Regions from separate parts of the Mus musculus genome. Here region 1 is linked to region 2. The links are chromatin loops, found by intact Hi-C in ENCODE. Cell type or tissue: left cerebral cortex. All regions are shown on one strand. Each heading gives the region's core, and the rest is flanking DNA. Links, peaks and the distances in the headings are about the cores only. Region 1 overlaps Cntnap2 (contactin associated protein-like 2). Region 2 overlaps Cntnap2 (contactin associated protein-like 2).

Region 1 (12,988 bases), core at 2,906-10,905, 330 kb after region 2:
TACTAATTCTCAAAGATGCTGAGTGAACTGACAGCAATGTATACTATCCAAGTATACAATAGTGACAGCAGCAAACATGACCACATTTCTATTCATTGGCACTGTATAAAATGATGGAGTTATTCTAATAGTTTAAATATTTTCATGCATTTCATGCTGACTTAACACAAACGACCTCCCTAGAGAAACTTTCCCTGACAACATAAACATTAAGTGGGGGTAAGAATAATTATACAGAAGGATGGTTTAAGGATAGATTTTACATAGAGTAAGAGAATGAGCAATGTAAATTGGAATACACTTCTGTTTGTAGATGTATTGCTGTGTCTGCTTGCCTTTTGTCCTATAAATTAAGAGTGCTCTGCAAACATTGTTAAACATACTTTCACCTCCAAAATAGGACATTAAAATTAACATTGAGGAAAAAAAAATGACCTCATTTTTTAAAATCTGCAAGTTCATTTTTTCATCTCTCTGCATCTCTGCTGGAGACCAGAAAGGCAGAGGGTAGGGAGAGACATTTAAGAGCTGGAAGTGAGAAGGTAAGACATGGGCTGTTTTCATTAAAAGAGACATTTGCAGAAGGGAAATTAAGTTGTTCTGAAGCCAAAGGAGCATTTACTCCGGACTTTCAAGCTTGAAGGTGAACTGCCAACAGCTGGGCTCTAGACAAGTTGCCTGAATTGTTTTATTCAATTAAAAGTTAGCTTCAGAGTTAAAATAAGTGCAGCACCAAGCTTGTCGTTTTCCCCTTCTTATGATTAAAATATTCTCAAGGACTATAGGACTCCATATAAAAGTACCTTGAGAATGCTACACCTCCTCTGTCCCCTCTATTACCAGAGGATAGTTCCAGTGAAACCAATTCTGGGATATGAAAATCTCTGTTTTTTCTTTTCTCCTTGTTTTTTGATTAATGTATTTGGTGTGTTTTAATAAAGACCTTTCACATACACCCTACAAACAACCTAAGGAGTTCTTTTTAACGTATCTAAATTCTGTATCAAACCCAACAGTCAGAATTATGAAGACAAAGACCCAGATAATCAGGGCCATAACACTTGTAGACTTTGGTTATCTTTTCAAGGAAACTAACCCATGACATTGTGATGACAGGAGCATAATTATTTGTATGTTTATAGTTTCAACAACTTTTATTTAAGAGGTTTGTCTTCTGAAAATACGAAGAATTAAAATGATCAATTCATACATAGTAACACATCAGTTCCACAGACAAGTCTAACCAAATACTGGACTGTAGGTAGCTTATTCCATAAGAAAACATTGTTTTCTGTCCCTGAATTATGGAAGCAGCAACAATGTTTGTTGGGTGTTCACACCTTTAATGACCAGGAGAATTTCTTTCTGTTTATTTTTTACCTTATGTACTCAGGGAATCCCTGACATGGTCCAGCCTCATTTTTCTTTCTATTGCAGTAGAATAGCTTCAGTGAAATTAGTTCAGGCATGCTTTTCTTTTATCTGGGGTGATTAATGTGTGGCAAAGAAGGCTCTTCTTTAAAGTGACTGTCTTCTGCCTTATCATCCTATTGTCTTTTCTCTGTGCATGTCTGTTTTCTGGGCATTTTTTTTTTTTTATAAGAGCAATGCTGCCAAACTAAAGACCTCATCTCAGGATTATATGCAGAAATCATATTTCTAAACAAAGTCACTTATGCAGGGAGGATACAAGACTTTGTGTATTTTTATAAGACACAGTTCAACATAGCATCTTTTTCCAAATATATTATACGATCCTATTCTATGTAGTATTAATATTCTAGATAAGAGGGAAATGTGCTAAAATAAACATAACACACATATTCTTGTATGTATTCTAGAATAGTTGGGATTTTTATTCATATTTCATTGGATATTTTATTTATTTACATTTCAAATGTTATCCCGTTTCCTGGATTTCCCTCCAGAAGCCTCTATCCCCTTCCACCTCCCCCTGCTGAGGGTGCTCCCTTAACAACCTACCTACTCCCACCTCCCCACCCTGGCATTCCCCTACACTATTTGAGATCTTAAAAATGAAATAATATTTCTCAACTTGAGAAATTTTACTAGCAAAAATACAATCACCTGTGACTAATTGTCAGTTTCTGCAACAACTAAGAACATATATAAAATTTCTAAAACAAAATCTACAGATGTTAGTAATAATTTATGGTGAGGGCAAGCTAGCTTGTAAAGGATTATAAGTGAATACTTTTTTCTTTCTTTCTTTGCCTACTCAAAATATTTATATTTTAGTTTGTACATTTTCTAGAAACTTCCTTTGTTATTATTTAAATGATTTTAAGGCAGTTGAGGCTGCAAATTGCAACTTGGCGATTTTATGAAGAGTGAGTTAAAACCCTACAAACTCAGAGCAATAAGACTCTGATCTATAATCACTGAAGAGAGATCAGGCTCCAAACTCTGAGACTCATTGAAGGTTATAATGGTTTTTGTTTTTCTTTCCTGTGAAACAGGCCTTTCACATAGTCAATGTTTTCTTTTTTAAAATATGAAGATGAGTGTGTGAGGAATTATACAAAATTTACATTAAACTTTTGTGGTTCCTCTTAAATTATAAATCACATCATTTCAATCAAATGTAAATGTCTTTTGACCACACAATTTTAAAACAATGGAAAAATATAGCTACAGATTTTGATAATGCCTGAAAAAAAAAAAAAAAGAACTGACAAAACCTCACACAGGAAGTAGTCCTATGGAGCAAACTAGAGTCCATGCTTGACTTAAGCTAAGCACCTAGAAGCATCTCCATGTTTGACTTCGGTCTGCTTTAGAATTCCAATTTAAACCCAAATGGTGGCATAAACATGCTGTCGCTGAGAGTTCCTCTAGCTGGAGAGGTACTTAGCATGCAAATCTACAGCATAAATTTAGTGTACAAATGGCATTGCACAAAGATTGCTGCCACATCTCATTCTCTAGTCACAATGGATGTGAAAAAGATAACTGGTTAGTGAAATAACGATAATTCAAGTAGAAAACTGACAGCCCATCCCCCAAGCTTCCCAGCATAGCTTTCCTCTTTGACAGTGTAGAGAGCTCTGTACAGATATATCTTTTGGGCTAAGACAGTTTTGCTGGAATAAAGGATGGACAAGAATTAAAGTGCCTTAGGGTAGTTAAATATGAGCAGACATAGTAAAGAATTCTTCTTCCTCTGCTGTCTTCTAAGTTCCAACAAATACCAAATTTATTCCATGCAAGAAGTATGTGTCTAGTCTTTGGAGGAATATCTTAGGAATGTGGTGGATTCTCCTAGCCCAGGTGAAAGGAAAGGATAGCTCATCTTTCAGAAATGGCAACTTCACTTTTAGACTTTTATCAATGGCACTTCATTATATTATTTTTAAATTATTTCTCTTATGTTAAAATATAATTACATTATTTTTTAATGTATGGCTTTTACATATCTTAACACCACCATGAAACTGAAAACTTGGCTCAAAATTTTCTTCACATTAAAAAAATAATGACAAATGGTACATAAAATGTGGTAAAGACTTCAAGCAAGGGATATTTGAGAGATACCAGAAAGCCATTTCTGAGAGAAGAAGCTATGTTAAGCAAATTAGCCTCGGAATAGTAACTACAGAATTCCTATAAGTTAGTATGGCTTATAAGATGTTCCAATTATGAACTGAATGGATAGAAGCTGTGTATGGTTTCTTTGTTCTTGAGAATACTCTACAGAGAAATCCCTCAATTAAAATTAGAAACACAGTGGAACATTTGTCCTATTACAACTTGGAACATCTTCTGAGTATATGCCTAGAAGATTATATGCCCCAGTACAGGGGAATGCCAGGGTCAGGAAGTGAGAGTGGGTGGGTTGGGAAGCAGAGCAGGGTGTGGGGGGTAGAGGGGCTTTTCGGAGAGGAAACTAGGAAAGGGGATAGCATTTGAAATGTAAATGAAGAAAGTATCTAGTATTTTTTTTTAATTAGAAACAAAATCTCAATGAACACATACAACATTTTAAATATTTTTCTGGTAATGTATCTTCAAATGTATAGTTTTATCTTTCAAGTGCTGAAGATGTTGTAGCAGCACAGAAGCTCAACTTGCTTCCAGTCTCATTTTATACTCAACCAGGTAAAATCTACTTGAAGTCCTGTATAGATGTGCATTAAAAATATTTTTTTTCAAAAAAAAAAAAAAAGGATTTGATAGGGACCATTAAAGTTGTAAAACCAGTTTTCTGTGGCCAACACATATGCAGTATTTTCACATGAAAGGTTATTTTTATTGATATGCATATAGATCCCATGCTCACTAACAGATTCCCTTACACATCTCTGTCTCTACGCATTGAAAATTCATAAAAGCACTAATATGAAAAATAACATGATTTTGTTACACAAATATTTTACGTGCATGTCTAAACTTATAAGGAATAAACGTATGTGAGGTTTTCTTACGTAGCTCCCAGGTAAAGGATCTCAATTATTGATATTTAAAATATGTGTTGGTAATACTAAAGATTCAGGTAATGAAAATTGGAATGAGTTGCATTAAGGTAACAGTTGCAATTTCCAAAGAGTTTATTAAACAATACGCTTAATTCTCCTTTTGGCAATAACAACCAGTAGTTTTATGCTATTAGCTTTAATGTATTTGCAAGTATAAATTTAAAATTTTTACTTAATGTGTACTGCCCAATTATTTTAAGTAAAACAGCAATGTGCTTCAAATTAATTTCTAATATTGTAGCAAAGCACAGCATAATCAAAGTGAGTGCACTGAAGGTCAGAAAATCCAGAGAAATACAAATGAGAATTCATTTTCAAAATCCACCCTCTTCTTTCCTGGGAGCTATCATTTTGTTGTGAAGTGAGGGGAGTGTTTGCCAGGGCAGGTAATGTCTTAATTATGGACGGAAGCTTTCAGCTGTGATTTCTGCAGTGGCAGCACCAGTTGAAACCGGCATGCTTTGCTAGGTACACAGTAGACTCCACCAACATAAGCAGGCAGCGTTTGCAGCTGAGTGAATCCTAACTGAATGTTTTCCAAGTGCCCGTTATGATAGATTTGCCTCTGGTTTTCCAGTTTGCTCCTGTTCATCCTCTCTTTTCCCACAGACTTACATTTATTTCATCCTCCTGTAAATTCCGGGGATCCATCCCATAATCAGCTTCCAAACGCTGATACCATTGCATACACTAGCAAGATTTTGCTGGAAGGACCCAGATATAGCTGTGTCTTGTGAGACTATGCCAGGGCCTAGCAAACACAGAAGTGGATGCTCACAGTCAGCTATTGGATGGATCACAGGGCCCCCAATGTAGAAGCTAAAGAAAGTAACCAAGGAGCTAAAGGGATCTGCAACCCTATAGGTGGAACAACAATATGAACTACCGAGTACTCCCCAAAGCTCGTGTCTTTAGCTGCATATGTATCAGAAGATGGCCTAGTCAGCCATCAGTGGAAAGAGAGGCCCATTGGTTGTGCAAACTTTATCTGCCTCAGTACAGGGGAATGCCAGGGCCAAGAAGTGTGAGTGGGTGTGGGGGGGAGTGGGTGGGAGAGTGTGTGGGAGACTTTTGGGATAGCATTGGAAATACAAATGAAATAAATACCTAATAAAAAAAGAAATAAAAAAATGAGATGGTCATCTTACCTTAATTATTTTCAAAAAGCCGAGAGAGAAAGATCAGGTTTAAAGTAGTGTTGCTATCAACTTTTAAAAGTATTCCCCTCTTTGCACAACGTTTCCTTTCCTGGCATTCAGCCCTGGTCTTAGAAAATACTTTCTTAGCATCCTTATGGCTGGAACAGGCTGCATCAAAGAAGCCTAGCCATCCAACTGGTTTTTTGTTGTTATTGTATTGTTTTGTTTTATCACATTCTGAACAACTGTCCCCTTTAACTGAGTGTTTTCTAAGGAGGAGGAGGAGCAGGAGAAGAATTTGAAGAGTTGCACGTTTAGAACACTCAAAAATGCCGTGGCATTCTTGTAAGACTGAAACTATTATCCACCTAAGTAGCTGAGAACTCTTTATCCACCATGTTCTTCTTTCCCAACTTAAAAAAACAAAAACAAAAACAAAACAAAATAACAAAAGTAAAAAAAAAAATGTGTTTCCAAGAGCATATAATGTGCTTTATTCAGATACTTTACTTTGTCTCAGGAAATCCTATACTTCTTTTTAATTTATTGACCTCTTTGTTTTACATTCCCTTTTTGAGACTTTGAGAATGTGTGAGAACTCCAAGCATTTGGAGAAATGCCACCCGACAGAGTGAAGAGGAATTCTAGCAGACATCTGAGGCTCTTCCTACCTCCTGCTCCACTCTCCTGATACCATTATGCATTTTCCATCATTCTTCTTCCTGAATCTCTCATGTGTAATTCATTGAAAAACTGTCATTTTAGAGACCCTTTCTAGCTGTGTACTGAAGAAACCCCCCCCAACCTTCTTCTATTACCATGTGACTACGTTTTAGTTTTTAAAAAATTACCTACATTGAAAATTGTTCTTTCTTCCCAACTAAGTCTGTTTTTGTCACTGTTAGAGTTCATTTTAGCTGGAATAAATCCTATTTCGTGGCCAATTTAAAACACTTGCGACTGTTAGGAGTCTAGAATCCTACCTGGCTAGGGCTAGCTATCATTCCAAACTATGAGGACAGTGGTTCTCAATCTAGGAGTCGTGATTCATTAAGGCTACTGAATGACCCACTCACAGAAGTCACCTGCAGCCACTGGAAATCACAGACAGGGATACTTTTACTATGATCCTTAACAGTATGAGTATTAACTTTATGTAGTATCAATGAAAATAATTTCATGACTGGGGCTCTCCATAACATAAGAAACTGTATAAAAGGGATATAACATTAGGAAGGTTGAGAACCACTGGACTAGGAAGCCATAAAGAGCTTTTATCTCTCAGCTTTATGATGTTATAGGAATGTGAAAGGAGCCACAGACAAATGACAGAATTTCCAACTCTGTAAGCACTGCTTCTGTGTCAGCTGGCTTTATCTGATGAGTTAATTTTAGGCAAGGCTTCCAAGGGACTTATAACTTCTTCATACAAGTAAGACATGGCTGCCTTAATATGAAGCTCAGAGAAATTGCTGAAATAACTTTTAAACTTCTATACCATGCATTTTTAGTACTTTGGGGGAAAAATGATACATACATCTTACAAGTAGAAAAGGGAACACATGCCAGGAGTAGGCAGTACTCAGAGAAGGCAGTCACATGTATACTATGAAGTAATCTAACCATAGCCTTGATATGATTCCCCTGGCCTGATTTCAATGAACTCAAGCAAGAAATCTCTACTCCAGAGATGCTTTAGCTTTTCGTTGAAGAAAGAAATAACAAAGCTAGGACAAAACAAAAACAAAAACAAAGCATGTGAACTATTAAAAAAAAAATGAAAAGAACTTTCAGGTTTAAAACAAAACAAAACCCACCAAGTGTACTGGAGCGCCCCCTGCTGGCTGAACTAAACTGCACCCAAGCTCTCCATGAAAGGCTGCAGGAAACACTTCAAATCTACCTTAAAACCTTCCATTTATGATAGTTTTAACCTTTGATTAATGTGTGTGAATCTTGGCATGACATATGTAGAATCATTATTATAAATTCTTGTACTAAAAATAAAAATATTGCTTTGATGGATTAAACAAAGTTTGAACCTATTTAAAGTGTACATCATGTTTTGTTGAATGTTGAAATTTTGAAATGGATAAATGAAACAAATTAGCACATGCATTATCCTACTTGCCTAGAATGTGTGTGTTCTATGAGAATAATTAAAGTCTATTAGAAAACATCAATTGTGTGCACTGTAATGGTTAATATTAACTATCATTTTGAAAGCATCTGGAGATGAACATCAGGATGTCTGTGAGTAACTTTCTAAATGGGCGCTGAAGTGTGAAGACACAATTTAGCTGCAAGGAACATTATGTCATAGAGCAGAGTTACAGACTGAGTAAGGAGAAGATGTGCTGAGTACTATTGTTCATCTCCCTCTGCTTCATGACTAGGGATGCAATTTGACAAGTTGCCTCAAGTTGTTCTGCCATGACATCTTCCCCATGATGGTCTGTACTTTCCAAGTGTGAGCCAAAATGTATTCTTCCTTCTATAGTTTTTTTTCAGGTATGTTGCTCAGTTGTACAGCAAGTTTCTTCAGCTTTAGTCTTTATGAAATATGATATAGGCTTATGTCCACAATGGCACTGTATATCCAAAGGTTCCTGTGCAACCCAGCACTGTTCACCCAATGAGAATCTGGAGTCAAACTACAGGTCATCAAAAAGTCACAAATCAAAAAGTGATGAGTAAAGAGAATGTGAGTGTGTATTTACATACACACAGGGGCATAAAACACACTCACTATATATTTACATATATAGTGCATAAATCAAACTTCAAAAGGAAATTCTGTCATTTGTGATAATATACATGAAGTAGGAAGACCTTGGAGTGACATTCGTTAGGCACAGAAACACCAATATCATATGATTTTGCTGTCACATAAAACTCTGTAAATCAAATACAGACAAGAAGAATATATGGTGGTTTTGTCAATCTAGGGGTCTGGAGTGATAGAGATGTTGGAGTATGAAAGAGTTTAAATCAGGCAAAAACTAATTTGAAAAACTGCCCATTGGGATTCCAATAATATTATTTCATACATTTATAAGTTTTGTCTTTCATGCCAAATTCAACAACTGATTTTTTTTTTTTTTGGTAAAAGTCAAATGTTTCAGATTTATTGCCATACAGACTCTGCTATGACTGTTTGTCTTTGTCTTTGTAGCATGTGCTAAAAAATTAAAAAAAAAAAAAGCAAAGAACCAATAGTACAAATGGATGTGACTGCAGTCACATAAAATTTTATTAACAAGCGAAGAAATCTAAAGGATTTGACACACAAAAAGAACTTTGTTATTTCTTCTTCTGGGGTACAGCACTGATGATGTCATCAAAATCATTCTGAATGTTTGCAACTCAGGAAATACAGGGAAATCTAGGACAGGAAATAGAGAGGGTGATGCCAGATAGAAGGAGCACGTGCTTTCCCCAGCTGAGTGAGGTATAAGATTGTCAATTATGTGCCTGCTTCCTGCATCAGTTTTACAGTTGATGAGAGACAGGGGAGTATTGAATACTCAACAGTGTCCTTGGATAAAAGGCACATTAAACAAACAGATGATAGCCACGAGTGGCGGCACACGCCTCTAATCCCAGCACTTGGGAGGCAGAGGCAGGTGGATCTCTGAGTTTGAGGCCAGCCTGGTCTACAGAGTGAGTTCCAGGACAGCCAGGGCTACCCAGAGAAACCCAGTCTTAAAAAACAAAACAACAAACAAACAAACAACAACAACAACAACAAAAACCAAAACCAGATGATTCAGAAGGCCCTTAGAAGGTACCTCACCCTCCGATAACCTCCTAGTAACATGTTAGTAGAATTAACATGCTGAAGTAAACTATGTGCAAATCTGGATGGAGCTCTCCCTCTTGGATCCATATCATTTTTGCTCTATTATTGGTTTCATTCCTATTGCTCTGCAAGCAAAACAAAAGCAGCTTAGGGTGAAAAAGGCTCACTTTAGCGCACAATTGAGTTCACAACTCATCTTCATGGATAAGTAAAAGCAGGAATCTAAAGCAGCTAGTCATATTCACAATAAATAACAGAGAGAACAAATGCTTACGTGTCTAGTACCAATAACTTTTTTTCCTATTTTTATATAGCCCAGAGCCCCAAACCAAGGATAGCATGCCTCTTAGGGGGCTGGGTCGTCACATAACAATTAAGTCACTTAAGGCAATAACCTGTAGCCAAGTTTCCTGGGCCAGCCTGCTCTACATAGTCCCTCATTGAGTCTCTTGTCCTAGGCGATTATAGGTTGTACCAAGATAGCAATTAAAAATTAGCCATCATACACCTAGATCTAGATAATTACCTAAGAGCAACGTGAAAGGAGGGTAATATCTATATTTGGATTAGGGATAAAACCCTTAGTTGAAAGATTAAACTTTGTGGAGAAGAAGATATAGTAATTGGTATTTAGATTTAAAAGTACAATTCCTATAGACTTGAGAGAAAATTGGGGAACAGGCCAAACTAAGTATTTACCTATTAAACTCATGACAAACTTTCATGATGGCTATGCTGTTTATCACTTGTATATCATGCTGACATATGTTATTTAAAGTACAAGATGTATAAATTGTCTAATTAAGCCGAACAGTTTCTATGTCATTTCTTGAATGATTTAATCCCATGTTTATCTTGAAAAATGCATGATGCATGCATTGCCAACTTTTGAAATGTTTTGATTTATCATTAAAATGAAATTAACTTCCAAGAATGTTGTCACAAATCAACAACCCCAGCATTTGAGGGATTAAGAAAATGGTATAGAGAACCTGAGACCTCTGCTACAAAGCAAGATTCTACCTCAAAATTTAATAATTTTATTCAGTAAAATCACGTGATTCATTACTAGTTAAATTCTATGAGAACCATTCCTTCTAAAATTATTTGTTTCTTCATTTGATTTAAAGTGACTGGCTTTATTATTTATTGTTTTTTCTATTCACAAGGAAATATATAGCTTTATTAACAAAAGTGATTGCTTCAGATATTTAACACAGCATTCAGTTCCTGGAAAAAAAGTACTATATGGATCAAAACTAAGATTCCCTTTGAAACCACTTTATGGATGATGAATAAAAGTTTGTAAATCACAGAGGAGGCTCTGTGCTTTTGATTCAAAAGACAGATTCCTGCTAACAGCCAAAGAAAAACACAGCATGACAGAGGAAGAGACAAAGGTCACTGCTTTCTGCGGTGATTGCAGAGAGAGAGGAAGGAGTAATGATGACTGCCTGAGCATTGAAGATAGGGATGAAGACGCACACTAAGACAGGCTGATTGGCTTTGACTATTTTTTTTTTTTTTTTTTTTTTGGACAGGGTTTCTCTATGTAGCTCTGACTATCCTAGTCCTGGAACTCAGTATGTAGAGCAGTCAGCCTGGTTTCGAACTCAGAAAATGTGTACCACCCATGTTCAACTTTGTTTAATCTTTCATTTTATTTTATTTTATTTTATTTTATTTTATTTTATTTTATTTTATAATGGGGGTTTTGTTGTATTCCAAGAAACTAAAAATTATTTTAAAAAACAATGGTTTAAAGTTAAAAAAAATAAGAATAAAATTTCCATGTTCTTATTTACACTCAAACAGATCACATTGAAGTACCTTAGGACTAGATATTATTTAAAGGGTTCAGTAGGGATGGTCTGGAGTGAATTACAGAACCTGCTCTTGGGCCTGAGAATCTAAATTCTTGTGTGCACACTGTACCAGCTAAAGGTACCCAGCAGGACGGCTATGTATAATACACTCATTACATCTCCATTCATGCTTGTGGTCCTTAATCAAGATCTGGGCACTGTCCAGACCCGTGCATCTGATACAAGCATCACCTTTTCTGTCCGTTTGCATATGTAATTTCCAAACTTCAAACTTCTTGGAAAGCCTTAACTCTATGGGAAAAGTTATTAGCTTTTTCCCATAAGAAAGTCTAATTGAAAGCATGCTACTTAAGACTCCCCTTATTATTAAGCTACTAAAATAAGTATAAATTAGTTAGTTCATGTTGAATCAAAGATTCAGAGGTATAACCACATTCTTAGCACAGGAGAAACTGGAAACTTAATTGCCTCAGTAGAGAGAAGGTTAAATTCTAGTTACAATTCTGTGATTGCATAGAAAGAGAAAGGAAGACCAGAGATGAGGAGGGAGGAAGAAAAGTGTGTGAGTACTCGGTTGTTTGCATGGTTGTTTGTGTGCATGTGCATGCATGCATGTGTGTGTGTGCATGGGTGGGACATGTGTGTGTGTGTGTGTGTGTGTGTGTGTGTGCTTGTACTTCAGTGGTCAGTGCATGTATGTAGAGGTAAGACCAATAATCAGAGGTTGGTGCCATCATTGCCCTTCTACATTTTTGAGACAGAGTCTCTTATTTTGTTGCTATGCTGTGTGCTCCAGGCAAGCTGGCCTGTGAACCTCTATGATTCTCTTGTCTCAGGCAGTTTGACCCAATTGCGTCTTTACCCACTGAAACATCTCTCTACCTTGCAATGATTTATGTTTAAGATTTTATTTGGCCAGTACTATGAAAGAAGAATACTAAGTAGATTTTTAAACCAGTTTCACATTATTTGCTTTTGTTTTCCTGCTAGGTCAATACTTTTGCTTATTGTGTACTTTACATTTTGTTCTCTTGTCATTAAAAGATAGCATCAATATTTTAAAAGGTATTTAATCAGTGGTAAGGGCAGTTAATGCTATTAATAATCACTTTTCCTCCTCAAAGCAGTGTGTGAAGTGAAAGGCACAATAAAAGGCTTTAAATTATCTAGCAAATTTATATAATCTCAAATATTTTGGTTAATATTTTATTGCAAACTTCAAAAGCCACAGGGGGGGAAACACCTTTTTGTGTTAGAATATTACATTATGATGATAAAAGAAGATAAAATTGCTCACTTGCAAAATGATTAAAGCTTGATTAAAATTTGAAGATCTACTTATTGTTATTTTCTATATATGAGTGCATAGATATGCACCACCTGGATGCAATACCTATGGTGTCCAGAAAAGTACTTTGGATGCCCTGGAACTGGAGCTGCAGGACGTGCTCTAACATCTGAGCCATCTCTGCAGCTCTTGATTAAAACTCAGTGGAAAACATTTAATTATTATTTCATCTGAGTGTGATTCTAGACACCTAGTGGTAATAACTAAATTATATTATAGGAATTATTTTACTGATGTCAAACTTCATAGAGTTGAGACTAGAATTCTTTTCCAAAACAATTTAATAGCCTTGTAACTGAAATGAAAATATGAATTGCTTAAGCTGACTATATCATAACTGAAAAATACACATAATGTTCATAAGCCAACCAGATACA
Region 2 (12,988 bases), core at 3,239-11,238:
ATTTTCAGAGTATAGCAGAAGAAATTATCCCAGGGTAGAACACTTGGAATTGCTACTGAAGACATTTAAAGAATTAATTCTAAAAGGCATGGGAATGGAAGAGAGAATAGGCTGGGATTTTTTTCACATTCTATTTTTAAAATTCTTTCATAAGAAATGTCTACAAAAAGCATTACTTTGTTAAAGACATTAAGCAGACTGTTAATTCTAGTCAACATGACCGAAGCAGTTTGCCAATAGAGGCATTAATTAATGAAATCCTCACAGTTATCTTGATGAATAAATTACAGAAAAGGTAATAAGTGAACACAGAGAATGAAACTTTCTTAATTGGGGAGAGAATTTGTGGAAGAATGGAGATGCATATTTAGTAGAAAGTGCATTGTTAGGGACTGACAGTGCTTCATGCGATCAAACTCACTGTCCATCTCTAATCTGACTCTGTGAATCCCTAACCTATATAATTCCTTATTTTTTATTAACATGTAATCACATCATTTTCTTTATTCGAAATTTTTGTGTCCTCTTTATCCAGCTCTTCCCATGTTACCCTGTTTATTCCTTCTCAAGTTCATTGATTCTTTAAAAACTATTGTTATTGTTACTTACACTTATATAAATGTGTACATATGTAAATACAACCTGCTTTATCCTTTTAATGTTGCTTGCATTTATGTGAGTTCAGGGCTGTCCACTTGGTGTTGGTAACTTCCCTGGGGAAGACTATTTCTCCCTCTCCTGTTAGTCATTATGTGCCTATAACTCTTTATCTCTCAGTTTGAGACCCTTTGCTTTTTCTCTCTCATGGTAGCATATTGGTTACAGTTGTCAATGCTTAGGCCTTTTAAAAAGCAGTCCTATTGTTTCAGTATCATGGTATATTTTGCCTGTCATTTCTAGAATGCATAATCTAATATCAGACTTCCAGACACTCTGACTTTTAATTAGAATCATTCCATCATTTCTTCCACGATGTGACTTGAGTCTATGGTAAAGTGTTGTGCTGTGGAAGAATCCATTGTATCTAAGGTTCCCACAATTAGTTGTTTTCTTTATTTTGGACAGCTGTGGTTTTCTGTGATGGCCTATGTCTGCTTCAAAGAGAAACTTCTTTGATAAGGGGGAGAACTATACAGATGTGGTAGAAGGATAAGTGTTTCAAATGCAGTTCTAGGTTTCTGGTACAGTGTATGATGTCTCTTTTGTTGACTGGGCCTTAAGTCCAATTAAGTAGCTGTTAATTAAAGTCAAGATATGAGTGCCCCCTACTGCATCTTTAGGGGTTGCAGGGCTGGTTATTGCTGTGGTTCCTGTGGTTCGGTTCACAGGTATGGCAGTTGAGTGGGACTGTTGCCTGTATCTTATTTTTTGCAGCTTGTCACTTGTCATCTTATTATTTTTTTTTTTTTACTATGAAAGGTGGTTTATTAGGAAAAAGATTTTCTGGTCAGATTTAGATGGATTATGTATGAAAATAGTTGTCAGGAAACATTATTTTAAAATTACATATGATTATATATTATATAGATAAGTTTATGTATATACAAATATATATAACTTAAATGCCACTTGGGTTGATGATAATTCCCAAGAACCTTAGAACATCTAACAAAATCCAAAGTACTAAGCATGAGAAACGTCTTTTCAAGGTATTTGCCAGGGAGTCCAAGTGACTATGAAAGCAAAATAGGCTGCCCATTTTTCTCTTAGTTGCTTCAAAACTTCTCTCTATGGATAAATTTTGTAAATTAAAAAAAAAAACATATAAATGTTCTTCTAATTCATATAATTTTGATGTACTTTGGGAAGTAGTGGTATTTACAGGCCAAATCATCAGGGATTTTGCCAGGAAGGACAACACATTGGCGTTCTAGTCAAATTTGGTTACAGGAAATAAGTGTTCATACATGATAAAGTCTGGCAGTTCTTTTACTCAGTTTCTCATTTCTGAAGTAATTTGGCAATTGAACAATGGTGAAATATGTTTAAAACTGTCTCCTGGGGTAAAGTAAAGATCCAAGTTCATACTAATGAATATGTAAGATGCACTTACTCAATTATTTCAATGTCAGCAAGTACTTGAATTTATTTCTTTGCTAATTCAATGTGAAGTTAACATGCTACATACAATATTCTAAACTCCTCATTTGTTCATAGTGTTTAGATGAAAGTTGTAAAAAGATCCTGCAAAGTAAAAATGGATTCTACTGACGCTGAGTAATGTTCTGAGTTTTCAGAACAGGACTAGGTAATACAGTATCAGTCCAGGTGACCTTAAAGACAAAAGGCATATACATACATATTTGCATATGTGATTCTGTTTGTGTGTTCATAGTTCACATGAGCTTCAGCAGTCTTAGAAAAGAGCTCTATGAGATACAGTGAAGAACCCAGTCCAGAATTCTATAGTGAAAACAAAATCAAGGTACTGAAACAATAACTTAGTAAGTAATAGTGCACATCCGTGTTCTAGATGTCCTTAGTTCAGTTCTCAGCATGCAAGTTGAGTAGCTCACATTTGCCTGTAATTCCAGTTCTAGGTGATCCATAGCACATTCTGACCTCTGCAGGCACTGAAATAATACGCACAAACCCCCATCAACAGACACACAAACACAGAGACACAGAGAGAGAGAGACAGAGACAGAGACAGAGAGAGACAGAGATGGAGGCAGAGAGAGACAGAGACAGAGACAGAGACAGAGACAGAGAGAAAGAGAGAAGATTTGTTTTGTATCTTGAGAAAAAACAACATATTGAACCCCCAGCATGATAAAATGCAGGAGAATACCAACAATATTATTGGTAAGTTTTCAGGGCAGATTCTATCCAGATATGACTCATGGACTGGTTGCTTCCAAATTCTGTGACCTTAAACAAGTATCAGTGATGCAAATATTTTATGCATTGTATTTTTAATTTTGAAAATTTCTGAGTGGTGACAAAGTCCCAGTTTATGTTCGTTTGTGAATAAATTTAAAAATGCATAAAATTTGTATAAAAATGGATAAAGTAAGTCTGAGGACATAACTCAATGGTAGAGCAGTTGCCTCACGTGCATCAGTACTTGGGGAAATGAAAAAACATAAACTAAAATTCACAATAAGAATTAGTTGCTTGTTCTCAGCTGGAAAACAAATACAGGAGTCAAGTTTGTAAATGCAATTTATACAGTGAGTAAGAAAAAACAATGCCATCTATTACTTCCTTTTGAGATTAATAGCTTTAATAGATGTACATACCTGCATTTTCTCAAAAATCACACTGGGATGACCTTAACGTAATAACAAGATAATATGTGTATTTCTGACATAATCTCTTTTATTGGAATTGAAATACATTGAAAGGATATTGAAAATTTTTAAGTTTAATTCATAATCCAATTATGCAAAAATCATTAAAACTACTTAAATTGTAAATTATACTTAAGCTATAGCAATTACTTCTAGGGAAGCATTTGTGTTATAGTGTTATGTATTTCATTCGCTCATTGACTTAAAATTATTATTCATAATACTCTCTTTAATAGTTGGGGATAATTGCTGGGAAAGAGACTAATGTTTCAAGGCAACACCAGTGTGTGTAGAGTATTCCCTATAATCATTACAATAGCTCTGCCAATCAATGTAAGTGACTCAATTTTAAAACATGTGGAATCAAACTTCCAGGTTTATCCTATAGTAATCACAGATTGTATTCTATTTCAGTATCAAAAAGTTTTGGTTTAGATGATAAATTATATAATAATCACAGCAATCAGTGAAGTGAACTGCAGGGAATTTAATCAACTTACTGACACCTTATTCTATCCATTGTTGGATCTAACACCCTCTTGCTCCTGCTCAACTGGATTCAGAGAAGGCACCAGCAGGTTTATTCTCTAGGGCATATTGATGATGAAGCATAGTTACCCCAAATAGGAATGTAAAATATCTTGAAATTCCACATTAAAAAAATCAGTCCTTTTGAACTTTCTGCTTCACATTTTCAACTCTTAAGAGGCAAATGGTGAACAGTGAACAAGAACAGTGAAGTTTTACTAAAGTAAGAATGAGTTATCAATAAGCAGACAAAGAAAGAAGCCAATTAAAGTCCCTAAGACTAAAAGAGTAAGGAAAGAAACAGAACTAGAGTGGAATAGAAGATTAAGACGTGGGAGGGAAACTCACAAAGATATTTCAACTATTTCATGATTTTGGTCTTGATATAAAGAGTTTATGGAAATAATTTAATAATAAAACCTAAGAAGACAGTTGATCTGGCCATTTCTGAACGCCTTGAGTGGATCTAGGACAGTAGAGGAAGAGCAGAACAATCGTAATCTTACTGACACAGAGCAACAACATCAGGGGAAGCCATCATCACCATGTCCCCATATAGAATATCAGCTATAGTTCTGAGACAGGTGAGAATAGGGAGTGGCTTACTAATTTAGGAACTTGGGATTCCACTTGGCTTGGGATACACACACACACACACACACACACACACACACACACACACACTACGGCAAATGGGGTACTTCATGATAATATTTTAGGGAGGAATCACCACTGTCTGATTCCTATCAAAAACTGGATATGTGATTAAAATCAGATGAATTTTGGGAAAGTACATGTACAGTTGAAAAAATATTATATAACTTTATATATCAATCAAAATAAAGAATTACCCACACTATCACTCTTACCAACCTAACTGTTCCTCCTCTTGAACTCCATAAAAAGAAGCCACAAAATTACAGTCTGTGTGAGCCTTCCCTCACATGGCTCACTGTCAATCTTGACAGTGTATTTGGCCTGTTCTATTGCTTTGTGTTGAAAAATGTCACCCTGCTACCTTTTATATCAGTGTGAGTCTGTATCTCAATTTCTTGAATAAGGGACCAAGAATATAGAAACATCCATCCCATATCCTGGCCACCAGTTGTTATTGGATTTTATTTCTTGTGAAGGGCACTTTCATTATTTAAGTTTGAAAATGGGAGGAGAAGAAGTGTGGAGACAGAGACACAGTTGGATCTCTCTGGTTTTGAGAGACAGCCTGTATTACATGGTGAGTTTCAGTAACCCAGGGCTGTATGCTGACATCCTGTCTGAGAAACAAACAAACAAATAATGAACAGAATGGAATGAATAGAACTCAAAAAAAAATGAGACATTTCAAAATTATAATTAATATAATTCAGGGCAAGAGGCTTGGGAGTGGAATGAGTAAGGAAATATACTTCTTAAACAGCAAACACTCAAGAATAGAGGCAGGTGGGACTTTGGATAAGGCTTGATTGAGACTGCAGAAATTGTTCAAACCCTCTAGTGACAGACATGTGAAAGGAAGAAGAGGTTAGTGAGTGATGAGGAATGCTACCTTCAGGAATGACCTGAGCAGGCTCCCTACATCAAGGCTAGGTATCAATTATTGCCCTTGCTGTCCTTTAACAAAAATCAAGAACCGTAGCTCACTTTAAGACAGGTAACATTATAAAGGCACCCATTTCCTCCATCATCTAAGATTTCTATTGGGCACATGAAATGAATGGAACTAGGATATATCATCCTGTGTGAGGTAACTCAGACTCAAAAGAACCTGTATGGCATATACTCACTAATACATGGATATTACCAAAATAGTACAGAATACCACCCACAAAACTAAAAAAGATTAACAAGCCAAAGTGAACAAGTGAAGATGTCTCAATCCTATTTGGGAGGGAGAAAAAAGCAATCAGGGGAACAGGCAAAAGGAGGGAAGTACCTGAGTGAGAGAAGGGACAAGGAGGGGAAAAGGGAAACATGATGAGGTATTGGAGGGAGGAACAGGAGAGAAGCCCTGGGGGCCAGCATCTGCTATAGCCACTGTTACTTCCTTGCATCCATCTCCAATGGATCACACAAATATTCCCCTCTAAACTTTCTACCTCCCAAACCTCCTTTTATTCCAGTTCCCAAATTCAGAAGACATTGAGTGGGAACTAGAAGGTCACTAGAGCTAGGCAAGCAGTCACTCTAACTACAGATCTTTGCCTTCCTTTCCTCCCCTCCAAATCTAATTCATCTTTCTCACCCCATTTGGGCCCCCTCCTCTCTGTTCTCATCTCTGATCACACAGACCTCCTCCAAACTCTATTCTCTCTCATCCTTCCATTCCAGCCGCCAGCTCCAGGGGTCACTCACTAGGAACACACCAGGCAAGCTTGCCAGAGAAGCAAGGAGGCCTATGAAGCAAGCAGGGAAGCTTCAGATCTTCACTTTCATATCTTCTTCCCTCTTCTGTTCCAGACCAATCCCCCAAACTCATACCCAGCCCTGGGAAGACTATCTGTTCTGACCTTTCTCCTCACTTTCTGCTCCATTCCCATGGTACTAACAGATCCCAGAGGAACAACCTGATTTCCTTCCTCCTGCAGATGCCCTTGGATTAGGATTATCAATCCTATAATCCACTCCTAATACTTAGAAATACATTTTACTTTGAATCCCCAGTGGCAAAACATATCAGCTTCCCAGAAGTATTTCCTACCAAGAAACACACAGCCACCAAGCTCTCCCATGAACCAGAGAGAGCAACAGAATCCAAGGAGTCAAACACTTACCCAATAAAGACAAGACCAGACATCTTCACCTAGAATTGCAATCTTAAATCTATATACTAAACACCAGCATAAAAACATAATTAAAAATATTCAGGACAATACATCTCCACTGGAACCCAGCTATGCCATCACAGGAAGCCATGAATATTCTAACATACTTAAGCACAAGAAAAGACCTTAAAACAGCCTTCTTGAGTATGATAGAAATCCTTAGAGAAGAAATAAATTCCTTAAGGAACTCTCTGACAACACAAGCAGTGGAAGGGAATGAATAAATGCTTTAAGAACTCAAAGTGAGTTTTGTCCTAAATTGATGTATTTGTTTTTCTTTTCATATTATTTTTTGTTTTCCTTTATAATTAACCCCCAAAGCCTGTTTTTTTTACAGTGAATGACAAAGGGGGATGCATTCAGGTGGGAGGGAAGGTGGTAAGGAACTTGGAGAGTAGAAGGAGAGACAACTGTGAGTATACATTATGTGAGAAAAATCTATTCTCAATAAAACAACAACAAAAAAAATAAAGGTAGAAATGTATGAGAGCTGAGAAGATGGGTAGATGGAGAAAGTGCTTACCACGAAAGCATGAGGATGTGAATTCAGATCCCTAGCTCTGATCAGAGCTGCACATGATGCTATGTGACTTTAAGCATGGCACTGAGGGGGTAGAGATGAGGGAATCCTTAAAAGTCACAGTTAGTCAAGTCACCAAGTACCCAGTTGTATTGAAAGGCATTTTTTAGTAAATGCAAAATAAATCAGGTAGAGAATGATTGAGCATGGCAATGCCAGTCTTTCCAAGTTCCCCACAGTTTCCAACCTTCACATCCTCCAATTGTTCTGCTTCACTGCTCACCCTGCTTTGCTTGTATCTCACCACTTGAGCTTTCTTAAGACATTTCCCTACTTTGGGAAAACCAATTGTAACAGTCAAAAAGAGTTGGAAACAGCATGATGATAGATAATACATTGAAAGTGGGACTATTAAGAAGTGTTGAGGCAATCTATGTAGCTCAGACAGAGACAGTTGCCACCATGAGAGTAGACTCCCAATAAAAACAACCAGCAAGTGGAGCCAAAGAACCTAATTGTGCAGTTGTGTTAGGAAAGGAGTATGAGTGAAGTTAAATTTGTACATGAGTAGGGGAAAGTAAAAAAAAAAAAAAATCCATAATTACAAAAAAGAGTTGGTGTAATTTCAGAGATAGTTCACACAATGTACTCTGCCAGGCTGTAGAATGGTTATAATTCGCAATTCTGAGCTCTGCAGGAAAAGCAAGGAGAAATATTGAAACCACACACTTACAAAAACAAAGCAATATGAGTAAGTTTAAAGGAAAGGCAAGTGTGGAAAAGTCATTGTAGTAGTTAGAGAGATTAGTGCTGTTAAGGAGAAACTTCACATTCTTTATTGGTATGATGGCAAAGGCATCCTGAAGGAAGACTCAATCAGCTTAAAGATTTGATTTGTGAAAATGCAAATTTATTTGAAAAGAGAATCTGAGTTAGTAAATCTGCTGATGGTATTCCCTATTCAAAACCAACTACCTATGGAATTAATTTCCTAGCTCAACTGCCATGACACATGTGTCACCAAAGTAGGGTGGAAAAATACCAAATGTATTTCCAGTTTGCACAAAGCATGTCCATATCGCCATAGCATGCTGGGGCTGCAGGCATACAAAGTAAAAGGGTGAGAAGATAATAGAAGCTTGCAATAAAGCTCCAGAAAGCTCAGAGCAAGAAATGTGTGGCAAGGTTGGAGTTTCTGCAATAAGGATGTAAGAAGACACGGCAAGGAGCAACTTAGGTGAAACCAAGTTGAAATGGAGAATTAAGGATGTTGAAGATGCCAGAACTTATGGGATGTCTGCTGAGAAAACGAAGTGATGGAGTTCTTTCCAAACACTAAATTTAATGTAACTGTAGACCTAAGCCTAGGGCCCTTTGAAACCTGTGATTCCGAATAGAACAGGAATACTAGAGGGTATTAGAGCCCAGGTGATTTCACCAATATTTCCAGAGTGTGAAAAAATAAATACAGAGCTACTTTTTATACAGTTCTAAAACAAAATCCTTATGGAAATTCTCATAGTTGTATTGTATATTTTCAAATAAATTATTTTCGTATCAATGTGGATTGTTTTCTATATGCAGGTGAGGGCAGGTACAAGATAAGGCAAGAGCCCGTGTTTTTGCAGTGGAAAAGGAAGGCAGGCTGAGAGTTTTAGAGAGGTTTACAGGGAGAGCACCAGGACAATGCAGGTAGCCAGAGGCCCTGATTCAGGGGGCAGATCCTCTGCTAACTACTGCTGGAGGATTTTTAACTTAGCTTACAAATTAGGATGCTAGTTGCTGCGATCAGCATTTGTGATACTTGTTGATTCTAAACTAAGTGTGTGTGGTGTTTTCCTTCAAGCAGCAACTCAACTGAGTTCCAGAGAAAAAGTATGGTAACAGGGCACCCCAGCCATCAAGGGAATTTGGAAAACAGCCCACCATGGGAACTTAGTGATTTTGGAGCTCTGAGACAGGTTCTGTGGAGCTGAGAAAGACTGACCAGACTGCCAGTGCCTTGCCAGCGGTAGCAGGGGTGCTTTTTAAATTATTTCATGCTAGAGATGGCATCCAGGGGACAGGCAAGAATCCACTAGAAATTTAAGATTCTTAGCCTGAGATTTAGTTCTTAGCTTAGCAGGGAAGAGGTTGTTTCTCTGAGATGAGGAGTCACTGGGTGGCTCCAGGGAGAGAAACTTGAAAGAAGAAACACAGGGCCTCTAAGGTCCCCTGCTGTGAAAGGAGACAAGATGGCTGCTCTGAGTCAAAGAGCCAGAGAATGGAAGCTGCCTGCTTCTTGGGGCAGATTTTGATTGAACTGTGAATTTATAAAATTGGGATTATTTGCATTTAGAATAGACTTATATTCAGCTTTGCCCGAATCACGTGGGGGAATTTCATCCACCGTTCAGAACTAGAATAGGGAAATTTTAATGATACCTAAGTAGAGAGCAGTGATAATTGCCTACTATGAACAGGTATTGATGGATGTCTGTGACTCAAAGCAGAGAGCATAACAGATAGATGGTATAACAGGTATTAATAAAACAGAAGTCTGTGGCTCTAGGCAGAGAACACAACAGATAGATATTATAAAGGGTATTAATAAATGTAAGTCTGTGAACCAAGGTAAAGATCATAACAGATAGATAGTATAATATAGTCCACAGGAAACTCATACTCTTTGTTTGTGGGCTCCATGGGAATTTGGGATTAATTCCTTGGCATGACAAATTAGAACAGGCTTAAAAATAGGCTCATACAGTATTTGTTTAGTATTTCATTTATTTTGCATTGTTTTTAGTATCAAAATGTGTGGGATTATGAGGTTTTTGGTTGTTTTATTATTCCTCTGGAAGAGAAGGCAGGATATAAGCTCTCGTGGTTGCAGACTGAAGGATATGCTGATTTGGGAGAAAGGTTTTGTCTTTGCATTTCTAGAAAAGGTACTTAGTGTATACACATCTTCCAGAGTTATATGGATCAGATTTGATAGAGGTAGATGACCTGAATATAAATTCAGGTGAATCAAACAAAAATATTCTTTGTGCCATTTGTCACATGGCATGAATGAATACATGATTGGAGCAGAATTTTATCCTAACTAGTCTGAACACCCTACACAGACTAATATAATCCATACAGATATCTTGATAATGCAAAAAAATATACTGTTTTGAGATTTGTATATTACAGACTACACAGACTTGGTGAGTCTCATCATCAGACATTCTGAACTGACTTGCTTGAATTCCTGATTTCAGGGACTTTCAGCCAGATCCAGTTAGGACACAGACATCATGAGAACTACACTTTCTCCCCATCTCCTATGCTTCAAAAATATCTCAATGACCGTATCCAGTAGGAAGTAGTTATGAAGAATCATCATCCCAGTTCTCTGGGCTTGGTGGCTGGAAGTTGTTATTTTAGGATTGTCTTTCTGAGGAAATTAGAAATGGTTATAATTTGAACAGGGAGATAATAGTTAGAATTGATTGTGTAGCCATAATCTCATTTGGTAGAAATCTATGATAGTTACTAAGATCTGTCTCCTGCCTGCAGGAGAATATATTTAAGAGGATAGTTTTTAGATAGTATGAATGTAAAACCAGGACACAACAGATACGGAATTAGAAGCCTTTTTTACATTAAGATACATTACAGGGTGTTCTATTTAATTTGACAAAAATGGTGGACTGGACATTAGGTGTATCTTATACTTTATAATTTACAAAATGGTAATAGTTGTGTTCAATTTATATTTGAGAGGAAAGAGCCTTTTAACTTGACAAAAGGGGGAAATATGGATTGCTGTCTATATTTGCAGGTGAGAGCAGGCATAAGATAAGGTGAGAGCCTGTGATTAGGTAGTTGTAAAAGAAGGCAGGCTGAGAGTTTTAGATATGAGTACAGGGAGACAGAGAAGAGGAGACAAGGTGAGACCCATAGGAGAGGAAGAGGAGCCAGAACCAAAATAAGCTATAAGTATTGGGGATTTCTTAGATAGATGATTAAATAATAAGTAGGGTGCATTTGCCCCATTTAGGTGTATAGCCTGTCTATATATCAATTGAGGTTTGAGTTCATTGTGCCAGAATTTAATGGATTGAGAACTTACTTATATAAATCTGACTGATAAATTACAAGCCTCTAGAGTTTTGATTTTATCGGGTCACAGGGATTTGTGACAGCTAACCACAGCGGGCAGATGACTGGGAATGTAAGCAGGATTCATGTCATGTCGAGAGAACAGTGAGATGGGTGGTCAACACATGGGGCTAGCCTTGGAGGCAGCAAGACCTTTGGGGCCAGAGAGTAGCTGGCATTAGCATGGGATGGTGCCTTATTTTTTATATCATGCGACACATCAATATACAGATATAAACCTTCAATATACATATATAAACATTCAATATACATATATAAAATTTACAATGCATTTTTACTTATATAGAGAGTTATTTATTAAGACTTACTTTTTTAAAACATCTGGTTTGATTAAGTATTTTTTGGACTAAAAAGTATTTCTTTAACTAACAATGTTTATGTTCTTTTGAATATCTTGCCAAAGATGATTCCAAATGTCATACACATTAACTTACCTTGCTTAATTTGTAGCACGCGTGCGCACACACAAGATAGCTCTGGTATTTTTTTTTAAATCATGGATTTACATTTTACATTACTAGCAATGTTTGTTGTGTTAATATATGTGTCAATGACAAATTACAAATATAACATATTTCTAGCCACAAAGGAATCAAATGTTTCTTACCTCCTCGTTTATTAATCTTGGCATAACCAGGTGCATAGCTGCTGGACAGGGAGGAAGAGCTGCTGAAGGACACATGGGGAAGACCAGAGATGAGAGGCTCATCACATTTTTCTGAAAAAAAAAATAAGAAGGAACTAGTTTCACTAAAGCTCTTTAGACAATGGCTAGGTTATGCTTATTAAAATAACTACCAAGGGGATGGAAAATGCCTCAGTATTTAAGCACTCCTACAGTGGACTCTTGTTCAATGTCCAACATTTACAATGGGTGATTCAAAACCACCTCTAGCTATAGGTCTATGACATCTGATTCCATTTAAGGTCTACATAGAAACTAGCAGGCACACGTACATGTACCCACATGCATATATATAAATATAAGTAAGTAAAATAACTGTTGACTATAGAACAGATTTACAATCCACCCATCAATCAATCAATAAATCAATAAAATAGTTCACCAAAAGTTATAATCTAACTATCTAAGTTGTACCAGTCCTGATAAATCTCAGAAATAGTTATACAGTTCTGACTTTTGATATAGTAGCCTGCACAACAACGTTGTTTCAAGAGGGCCACAACTCAAATTCAGTCTTTAAGGATCACACGTAGAATCCAATTATTTCTATTAGCTTTTGTACCTGGCATTGTCCAAAAGGTTCAGATGTTTACAAATCACAGAGACAGAAGGTGAGAAACAATATAACGGGAAGAATAGAAATTAGAAAGAATTCCAGTAACAGTACACAAAGCAAGAAAGTAGAAGTCACTAACCAAAGTGTATAATATCAGAATGTATGATGAATAAGCACCAGAGTTTAGATGTATCACATGAAGCCTGTAGATAATATTATCTTGGGGACTTAAATATTGAGGATAGAAGGTCATGTGTTAGATGTTCTTATTAAAAAAATAAAGAAATAGTTGTTTATAATGGAGAACCAGAATAACAGCCAATTTGAAAAGAATTTTTATCTAAAAATTCACCAGTCTCTGCTTTGATATCCATCTGTATTGCTTTCTACACAGGGTGTTTACAATACCATTCGGATTTTAAAATTTCATCT

The links. Hi-C counts contacts between places; a loop is a spot of excess contacts. Peaks named below come from ENCODE experiments on the same cell type or tissue, not always from the same donor. Only the 100,000 strongest peaks of a DNase experiment are listed, where the experiment ranks them.
Region 1: a loop joins it to region 2, with 2.7 times the contacts of the local background. A loop is called at or near these places in 3 of 42 quality-filtered maps.

What each region holds. Positions count from the first base shown.
Region 1 is chr6:45,318,188-45,331,175 of GRCm38, reverse strand. The region is part of intron 1 of Cntnap2 (contactin associated protein-like 2); the gene reads right to left. Among named protein-coding and RNA genes, the nearest start is that of Cntnap2, 260 kb to the right of the region's middle. In left cerebral cortex, for the core only: a CTCF peak has its summit at 7,481 (motif pointing left); DNase peaks (open chromatin) are centred at 2,915 and 7,475.
Region 2 is chr6:45,653,039-45,666,026 of GRCm38, reverse strand. It overlaps Cntnap2 (contactin associated protein-like 2), which reads right to left. Exons shown (of 24, transcript NM_001004357.2): 2 at 11,923-12,033. Among named protein-coding and RNA genes, the nearest start is that of Cntnap2, 600 kb to the right of the region's middle. In left cerebral cortex, for the core only: no CTCF peak of the experiment used is centred there; a DNase peak (open chromatin) is centred at 7,773.